Linked DNA regions of Homo sapiens: region 2 is linked to region 1. Evidence: chromatin loops called from intact Hi-C (ENCODE). Cell type or tissue: Calu3. All regions are shown on one strand. Each heading gives the region's core, and the rest is flanking DNA. Links, peaks and the distances in the headings are about the cores only. Region 1 overlaps DNAH11 (dynein axonemal heavy chain 11). Region 2 overlaps SP4 (Sp4 transcription factor).

Region 1 (2,500 bases), core at 1-2,500:
GATTATCATGAACAGGTACAACCCATTGTAGCCCCACCGTTACCCAAAAGGCATAACTGCCACCTTTCCAAAGCAATCCTTTTACATTTTGTTGTATATTGTATCATTCAGCGGCCATATGGTTAAAAATCTGGTCATATTTACATATTTAATTGTTTGTATGCAGCTAGCTTTATTGTTCATAATATCATTTTCCTTTGCTTCTACAAAAAAAAAAAAAGCAGCTATAGAGGTAAGTACACATGCAAGTATTCACCAACACCTACAGAATTTTGTGGAGGGAGACCTCTTCTCCTTTAGTCTTTTCCTGAAATGTTTATTAATCTAATTATTTGGTGGTGGATTGCTAGGGAAGAGCCGTCAAGCAACATCTAACTTGGAAGATATATATATGGTAGAGGCCTTAGGATATTCATATACCTCCCCTGTCCTTCTCTCCTCTACACTTGCACTTAAAACGTTTCCACAAATAAATGAAAATAAGAAATGATCTCTTCTAAAGTCTGCCAGAAACATTTTGTACTCTAACATCTGGAAAATCATTAAATGTGACAAATAATTGTCATAAATATTAACACAAATTTCGTATGTGATTGCCAGGTCTGCTGCATTTCTGGAATTTTCTAGGGCATCATTTTATCTTGTGATAGTTACAAGAAGGGTTCAAAATGCTGCTTTATTAAAGGGAGAGAGTCAGTATGTATCTTCTGATAGCAAATTTGTGTTTCATCAGGCTGGTTTGGTAAGGAAGAGAAAGGGGCCAGAGCACTTTGTTTCTGCATGTTACTTTGTCAAATGGTAGGAAATTAGAGCTAGTAGCATGGTTTAAGTTGGCATGTGGCACAGTGCTTTTTACAGTTTCTTCCCTTTGCTACTCTGTGCAGGCTTTTTCCTGTCCAGGTGGGTGCCACTTTGAAAACAGCTAAAGGAGTTTGATATGCCGTTGACCGTTGACATCTGCTGGATGAGGCAGGACTTGCATCGTGTTAAGTCCAGAGGGCTCCTGTCAGGTGCTAAGCTGGATCTGATGGTGTCATAACGCCTCCTATAGGATGCTGAGTGCCAAATAGGAATTTTAAAAACACTTTCCCATTTCTCTTGAACTGAATTGTGCCTCAAAACAAATGAGTCAGATGATTTCATTTCAGTGCAAGCTGCTTATTTAACTTTCCCACCTTCCTAATTTGTTGCGCAGGAGCAATAATTATAATTCAGAGTACAATGTGTCCATGGTCTTCTAAAAACCTGTGGTGTCTTTTCTGTAGAGGTCAAAAACAGCTTTTAAGTTTTTTGAATGAGCACTAATTTGATCACTTTCTTAGTTTTAATTTCCTTTTTTAAGACTGAAAGTTATCAGCATAATTTAGGCACTTCTTAATTATTGACGTCATTTGCTGAGTGTAAGGTGCTTACACAAGGTGACCCCCTTTGGCCACAGAGAAAGGAGTCGTTAAAGGCAAGCAGTTTTGTGTGTGTTGGCGTGTAATTTTCCATCAGTACACACTCAGCACCCAGGGGTACGGGTTGACTGCATCTAAATTAATGTTTGTGCTATTTTTCTGTTGCCTAATATTGAACTAAATGACAGCTGACAAATAATGACCAAAACAGTTTGACACTTAAGTATTTATCTGAAGACTTTGTGTCAACGCACACTACCTCTCCAAGGAGATTTTGAAATGGAGATGGGAGGAGGTGTGTAAGGAGGGAGAGAAGGAAAAGCCATCTGGGTAAACCTGGGAACAGTGTTGGAAAGGCTGTGAGAAGCTCGTTGGAGAGAGAACTGTGTGAAGAGCTTAGTGATTAGTACACGGTTTCTACAACGAAAAATCAAGAGAAGCTGCGGTGTTGAAAAACAAGTGATGTTTTTGCTTTTCAAGGTAAAATGAATCATAGACATCTTTGAAAGCAGAGCCAGATGAAAGGAGAAGTTACTGAATGGAAATGAAACAGTGAGCTGTCTGGTGAAGGAGTGAGATGTTTGTTGGATGGTGTAGAGTAGATCTGAGCAAGGTGAAAGAGGTCATCTTTGGGGGCATGTTGACCAACCGATGAGTTAAAATCCTCTGTCCTTATGTGGTGCCACTTAAAAGTAATGACACAAACTCCGTATCATCAGCTTTTTCAGGGAAAAGCAGTTATTCCCCATGCAACCACCTCTTCAATTGTTGCAGTTTGGTAGCTTGTGAAGGACATATTTTACTACTGTTTTCCACAACTGATGGCGAGAAAGTCCACTCTAAGAGGAAAGTTATTTTACTGCTATATTTAAAGACTTGTTTCCCCAATGGTCTGTAAATTCATTTTTAAAATGGCATGCCAAACACAAAGGGTATAAGACAACATTTTGTCAGTGATAGCTATCTTAGCAGAGTTTCTATCATATTAATGACTTTAAGCACAGTTCTTTATTTGAAATATAAATTAGGGTATACATATGTAACTAACCTGCACATTGTGCACATGTACCCTAAAACTTAAAGTATAATAATTTTAAAAA
Region 2 (7,637 bases), core at 2,964-5,463, 260 kb before region 1:
ACAAACTTAGAAATAGCATTAGTAATTTAAAAAGTATGTTTCATACATTGTCATAGCTTAGTTTTGAGAGTAGCAATTTGAAAAACAGATTATAGGCAGAACTCTGACAGTTAGATAACTGACTCTTGATAGGTGCTTCAGATACAGAAAGCTTAAAAGATCTGGTTTATTCCACTCATCCATTCCAATCTATCATTCCATTTGAAATCTCAGCAAATTTTTTCCAAGGGAAATTACTGTTAAGAATATTAAAATAGTAAGTAGTCGAATGTAGTTTCTGGAACATTGTATTTAAATCCTTTTAAAAGACTACATTTTCTTAATGTGATAAAGCATGGTATTCTCTTAGATAATCTAGGCAAAAGGAGCATTTTTTTTCCTATACTCAGTTTATTAAAAATTTCTTGGGATACATTGAGATTTTCATGAAGAAATGAAATTTGAAATTTGTTCTTGACGTACTTTGGATATTTGTAATGAAGATGTTTTACATATCTTGAGCCATATATTAGGTCAGCTATAATTTATTGGGCTTTAAATTTTTTATAAGGTTATATCATATGTAACTAGATTAGTTTTCTATTGCTGCCACAACAAATTACCACAAATTTAGCCGCTTAAAATAACACACACTTATTACCTCATAGTTTCTCTAGGTCAGGAGTTCAAGGGGCCTCAGCTGGGTGCTCTGCTCAGTTTCTCACAGAGCCAAAATCAAGGCTTTGGCAGGACTGCATTCCTTACTGAAGACCCTGGGGAGAAACCTGCTTCCAAAGTCGTTTGAATTGTCAGCTAAATTCAGTTCCTTTCTGTTGTAGAATGTAGGTCCTTGTTTCCTTGCCAGCTGGCAGTTGGGAGCCTCCAGTGTTTACACTTGGAGGCTGCCCACACTCCTTCTCATACTGTCCATGTGGCCCCCTCCAGCAACAGCAGGGCACGTTTCCCCTCACTATTCTAATCTCCCTGATTCTAGCTAAAGAAAGCTCTTCGCTTTTAAGAATTCATGTGATTACATTACGCACTACTGGATAATTCAGAATAATATCCCTATATTAAGCTCCATAACTTTAGTTAGATCTGCACAGTCCCTTTTACCATGTTACTTAATGTGGGAAACACACATTCGCCTGTCTGAACCCAAAGACTGCACTTGGAGACACAAAGAACAGCAAAAGCGAGACTTTTAATGGTGGTCTTGCAAGATGGGGCGTATGGTAGGCAGGCACACCCAGGGCAGTTACAGCAGTTAATTTACCTCCTAGCATGCAAATCCCTCCCCTAGTTCCTCATAGGTCGAGTATTACAGGGTTACAATCTTCCCGGACATCATCCAAGTTTCATTATCCCCCTAATAAGGGTGTAATCTTCCCTTCCCTGCTTAAGTTTCGATTTCCCAATAATGAAACTTTCTTCGCTTTTATGGGCTGACCCCTTCTCTACATTCTGTTTGCTCATTGTGACCTTCTAGGTGCGTGAGCCGTGCAGTTTGTTACATCCGCAGGCTGGTTGCCAGTATATTTAGATTTATCATGCCTTGAAAATAGATCATTTAAAACATTTTCTCACAAAGTCCCTCCTCTTTTCTGTTTACTTCCTTCGGTCTCATTTTCATCTAAATCCTTTTTGTCCTTGAATTGCTCTAGAAGTCTTTTACTTTCTCCATAGGAGATTGAGTTTAATTTTGTTTCTAATAGTACCAGGTTATTTTGCTGGTTAAGTCATGGGCATTTGTTTATTAATAGCTGTTTTAATCTCTGTGCTAGTCCCCCCACACAAGGGTTAATACAAAAATCCCACTGCTGTTAAGACTTCTGCCACAATTATGAGAGATGTAAGGATTGAGGGCTACCATGTCTTTCCATTTTCCAAACCAATCTTCTAGCCAACCCATAAATGGGTCATCAATTCCAGCATTTTCTGCCAGTTCATTGGCTAGAGTTGTTGGTCTTCGTAAAGCTTTTCTGATGGTCCCATCTGGGGCAGTATTGTTGGGAATGAAAGTACAACATTTCCCACCCAGCATAACACATACGCCCCCTTTTTCTGCTAGTATCATGTCTAGCGCAAGCCTGTTTTCCCAGGCCATTTGGCTGATGGCATTTAGCTGGCTAGCCACCCCTTTGAGGATGTCCCGAGTATAATCGATGAATCTCTGTTGATTATAATAGATGTAGTTAATCTAGTCCACATTCTTAATAGTTGACCACCAGAAGAGTGCTGACTTAAACCGAGCTGCTATTTGGTTTCGGGCCTTAAATTCATTAGGCACCCCCCCCCCCCCGGAACTCCTATAGAGTTAACATATATATTGGGATCAAAAGATACGTCAAATCTCTCCGGTTTTGGTAGCCGTGTGTATTTTCGGGTATCTTATGGAATACCAGGATGAAGGGAATGGCCAACTGGACTAAAGCACAAGTCCCAGTCCAATTGGACGGTAACAACTTATCATCCTTTTTTCCCACAGTACCACCAGACATCAGCCGTGGTGTATGGAGAGCTGAGTAATTGCCATTGCCTGACTCAACCTGTGATGCTTAGGATGTGGGTACAAGTTGAGAGTTCTCCCATGGGCTTATTGAACTCTGCCCCCTGCCTGGAGAGGCAAGAGGAGTAGTTCATATTCCCTGTAGAGAATGAGGGGTTCTGACCTCTCTCCACAATGCGGGAAAGAGCAATGACAGACTCTTACAAGTCTCATTTTCCCATGCATCCTTGTCTCGGTATAGAGCCAACATGCAACACATTACTTCAGGATCAGTATTCCATCCTAGGGGAAATGGAACCACCCATGCCTGAGGTCCTCCCGCAGCACATGCATAGTAGTTACTCTTGTTGAGGGCTTGTACCAAAAATGTGACCCACTCAACCCAGGCATTCACATCCCCATACCCTCAGTTTTTAAGGTTTGCTTTACATCCTTTACCTCAATTATTTTTAGCCTTTTAGGATCATTATTTGGTGGACTAAAGTGTTTACTAGGGCCTGGGCTTGGAGTAGTACCAGACACTTGGGGGGTTGAGTTTTTGATGAGTTTGAGAATAAATCGCCCTACAGGGTCTTTCCCTGTGATGTCTGCCCCTAACCCATATAACCAAGAGTCTTCCAGAACTGGGGCCAGCCCATGTTTTCTTTTTAGATTTTTCTCAGAGTTAACTTTAAGGGTTCCTTAGGTGACCCATGCACTTTCCACTGGTCTTTTCCCCTCCTTTCCAGGGTCTCCTTTACCAGTCCCTTGACTCGAGTATAGTGAGTCCACCTCATGCAGCTGTTCGCATGGCTGTCTCAGTGGTCAGGAGCACTTGATAGGGACCTTCCCAGCTTGGGTGGAGCTTGTCTTCTTTCCAAGTCTTAATCAGCACCAAGTTACCAGGCTGAAAGTGGTGAGCCATGAACTCAAGAGGTGAAGTTTGAGTTAGAAGTCGTTTTAACCTAAGGGATGACAGGGTGGAGTATATGGCCACTATATAATTTCTTTAAAAATTGATCCTTGGTTTCCATAGCCGGAAGATCTGTAGCTCTGCGCAAATATAGGAGCCCATATAATGACTCGTAGAGGGGCAATCCCAAGTCTTTTATTGGTGCTTGTTCTAATCTAAGGAATGCTATTGGGGGACATTTGGTTCAAGGCATTTTAGTTTTTAAGATTAGTTTGGTGATATGCTTTGTGAGAGTTTGAGTCATTCTTTCTACTTTCCAGAGGAAGGGAGATGCCAAGGGGTGAGATAATCCCATTTAATTTGTAAACCTTCCATAATTCACCTTAACACCCTTGAGGTAAAGTGGCTTCCATTGTCTGAATTAATATTTTCCATCAGTCCAAAGCTAGGTGAATCTGTTTTAATATTATTTTGACCACATTCCCAGCAGTGGCTGTTGGAAGGGGAAAGGCTTCTACCCAGCCTGAAAGGTAATCTACCATCACCAGTAAATACTTTAGTCTTCCTACTTTGGGCATTTCTGTGAAATCTACTTGAATGCTTTGAAGTGGTCTTACTCCGGAGGTCTTCCTGTTTTCTAATCACCTTTTTGTTTATCTTTTGACAAGTTAACACAATTTCCACATGCTTGTTTAGCAAGGGTATAAATCCCTATACACCCATAATTCCTAAGTATTGTATCACACAAAGCCTGGGGTCCCCATTGACTCCATTTGTGTAATGTAGATACTAGTTTTCTCATTAGGGGTTTACTTATTTCAGGAAGTACCCATTTGCCATCTTCAGTCTGAGTGACCCCTGTCCTGTCTAATTCTTCCTCCTCCTCTCTGGTAAACTGGGGCCTTAATACTAGCTTAGGGATGTTTGGGAGCAGGCTACATAGTCTAATTTCTTCGTCCAGGGAGGCTTGCTTAGCAGCTTCATCTGCAAGCCTGTTTCCTGTAGCTTCTATAGTGTTCCCTTTCTGATGACCATTTACATGAACTATGGCTACCTCTGCTGGAAGGAGGAGGCTTTCTAAAACCTGTTTGACCAGTTCCCCAGGTACCAATTATTTTCCCCTGCTATTTATTAGACCCTGCTCTGTCCAGATTTTTTCAAAAGTGTGTTCCAACCCATTAAGCATATTTAGAATCAGTATATATAGTGCCTTCTTTGGCTTTAAGGAGCTTTATGGCCGGGTTAAGACCATATAATTTACAGATTTGGGCTGACCAGCCATTAGGTAATCTACCTTTCTCACATAGGGAGTGTTTATCTCCATCAGTGACAGCATTGCCATCTCTCGTTCGTCACAACTCATCCACAAAGAGCCTTATCCCATCATGTAGTGGAGCTTCCCTAAGGTTTGGTCCTACTTTGGTTTGTTATTCTATGATATCTAAGCAGTTCTGGTCTGATGTCTTTGATCTCCTCTCCTTTCCATAGGAAACTGGCTGCATTTAGGCAAATATTTGTTGTTACAAGCAAATAATTTTTTTTCTTAATAATATGGCTTCATATTTTATGAAGAACGTGTTCAAACTATCTCCCGGCTTTTGGTTTAATATATTCCTGACCTGGTGTGGAGCGCTTACTATTAGGGCCCCAACAAAGGTTAGCTTTCTACTCTCCTACCAGCAGGGCTGTGGCAGCACTGCTTGCACGTATTTGGGCCACCCCTGAGAGACAGGATCGAGAAGCTTGGAGGCAAAAGCAACAGATTCCCTCTTCCCTCCCCAGGTTTGAGTGAGCACCCCAAGGGTGATCCACTGTTACCAACAGATGGAATGGTTTCTCTAAAGATGAGAGGACCAGGACCGGGGCTGTAATGAGGGCCCGCTTTAGCTCTTTTACCACCTGAATTTCCTTTGAGGACAATTGCAAGGGATTGGGTTCTTCTTTTAGTAACTTGATATATAGAGTCTTTGTCTTTTGATCATATGAGTCAATCCATAACCTATAGTAGCCAGTTAAATCTAAAAATTTTTGGAGTTCTCTTTTTGTCTTAGGCAAAGGCAGACCCACTATTCCCAGTATTCTCTCTGGGTTTATTCTTCACATCCCTTCACTAATCAGGTGTCCTAAATATTTAACTTCTTTTTCTGCAAACTGCAGTTTGTTCTTAGATACTCGCAATCCCCTTTCTCCTAGGAAATTAAGCTTGTGGTGGTTTCTGATACCTCGGTCCTCCTCTCCCCAGAAATTAAAAGATTATCTATGTATTGTAACAACTGGGTTCCCCTGGAAGGTTGAAATTCCTCCAGGACTTTTTCTAAGATTTGACCAAATACGTTTGGGGCTTCTGTGAAACCTTGTGGCAGCACAGTCCAGGGGTACTGTTGTTTTCTCCTAGTTATAGCATCTTCCCATTCAAAGGCAAAGAGGTTCCCTAATCCTAAAGTCTAGGGGACATGCCCAGAATGCATCATTTGGATCCACCACATTGAACCACTTACGTTCATAGGGTATCTTACTAAAGAGGGTGTAGTGTTTAGTCACCACAGGGTGGTAGGTCTGGACAGTTTGATTTATAGCCCTTAGATCTTGTAGCAATCTATACAACCCATCAGGCTCTTTGGGAGAATTGGAGTATTGTAACATGCAGGGTTTTAATTGTCCATCGTTAATCAATCCCTCTATTACCAGTTGGAGACCTTTTCTCCCTTCAGTGGAAATGGGATATTGTTCTCTGCAAACTACTTCTGGTTGTTTTAGGTTAATCTGTAAGGGTGTGATTTTTAACCCTCTGTTGCCTTCCCTAACCCTCACAAGGGGATTTAATTTTTCTTTCCTCCTCCTCTGTCAGGAGGCCCATCATTACTTTTATTTGTCCTTCCTCTATTCCTAATCCTAAACCCAATCTCACAATCAGGTCTCGACACAGGAGGTTAGTTCCTACTTCAGGAACAAGTGACGCCTCAATTTGTTTTGCTCCTGATGTAATTAAAATTTTCTTAAATATTGGAACCTGAAATCCCTCCCCTTTTACCCCTGATACTTTCAATTTTTCCTTAGAGAGTTCTGTAGCCCTTGGTTGGTGAATTAGGGAGGAGTGAGCTGCCCCAGTATCAACCAAAAATGTCACTTCTCCCTCAGGTCCCACCTTCAAATTTATTAAGGGTTCCTGGTGGGATCTACTCAGAAGGTGCTCCTGCCCCCGACTAGTCTTCATCAATAGTCATGAGGGGTATCACCTTTTCTTTTTTCCATTTAGGACATCCTCTCTTCAAATGCCCTGTCTTTCCACACTTGTAACATCCACTCATAGTCTTAGGACCTTTTCCCTGCATTTCCCTTCTTTCTTTGTGTTGAAATCTATAATTCCCTTGTCTCCTAAGTGGGGGATCTTGATGTAAGTCTTTTCTGACTACCTCTTCCACAGTGGAAACCATGATTTTTGCTTTTTGTTTCTGCTTCTCTTCCTTTCTCCTTACAAAGACCCTCTGAGTTTGCCTCAGTAAATCCTCAGTTGGTTTCTCTTTCCATCCATCAATCTTTTGTAATTTTTTGGTAATGTCAGGCCAGCTCTTAATTACAAAGTTAACCTTCAAAAGGCATTGCCCTACTGGGTCCTCTAGATCTAATCCGGAGCATTTTCTCATCTGATCTCTGAGCCTATATAGGAATGCAGAAGGAGTTTCCTCTTTTTCTTGTTGAATCGTGAATGTGTCCTATGTCCTACGAGTGGACTCCTTGATCCCTTTAATTATTAGTTCCTGGAGATCCTACATTTGGGCGCAGTCCCTGGGATCATTATTATCCCATTCAGGATTAACATTTGGAAATTTTTGTTTGGCTGGTGAGACTTCTTGCCTGGGAGGGTGTTGCCTCTCCCAGATGGTCATGTCCACTCTCCTGATCATTCCCCTTTCTCTTCCTATGAATAGGATATTCTTGATGGACATCATTTCAGCCCAGGTGTAAGAGCTGTATCCTAGGAATTGGTCCAGATGGTCTGCTAAACCGAGTGGATCTTCTAGGAGTGGTTTCATTTTTTTCCTGAAATTCCTAATTTCAATACTTGCAAGAGGAGCATTTACAAAGCCAGTCTCTCCCTGTCCCATGGGAACTCCCCTAAGAGGGAACATGCTAGGTGCCTGCTGTGTGGAAGGAATAGGGAAGTTCTCAATATCCCTCTTACAGTGTTCTTTTCTTAAATTTGGATAAGGATTTAGAGGAGCAGTTGGTTTGGCTCCGCCATGGTGTCCAGGTCTT

The links. A loop is a pair of places that touch in the nucleus more often than their neighbours do. Peaks named below come from ENCODE experiments on the same cell type or tissue, not always from the same donor. Only the 100,000 strongest peaks of a DNase experiment are listed, where the experiment ranks them.
Region 2: a loop joins it to region 1, with 4 times the contacts of the local background. A loop is called at or near these places in 11 of 110 quality-filtered maps.

What each region holds. Positions count from the first base shown.
Region 1 is chr7:21,766,505-21,769,004 of GRCh38, forward strand. The region is part of intron 55 of DNAH11 (dynein axonemal heavy chain 11); the gene reads left to right. Among named protein-coding and RNA genes, the nearest start is that of CDCA7L, 180 kb to the right of the region's middle. In Calu3, for the core only: a CTCF peak has its summit at 961 (motif pointing left); a DNase peak (open chromatin) is centred at 987.
Region 2 is chr7:21,499,773-21,507,409 of GRCh38, forward strand. All of the region lies in intron 5 of SP4 (Sp4 transcription factor), which reads left to right. Among named protein-coding and RNA genes, the nearest start is that of MIR1183, 33 kb to the left of the region's middle. In Calu3, for the core only: no CTCF peak of the experiment used is centred there; a DNase peak (open chromatin) is centred at 4,459.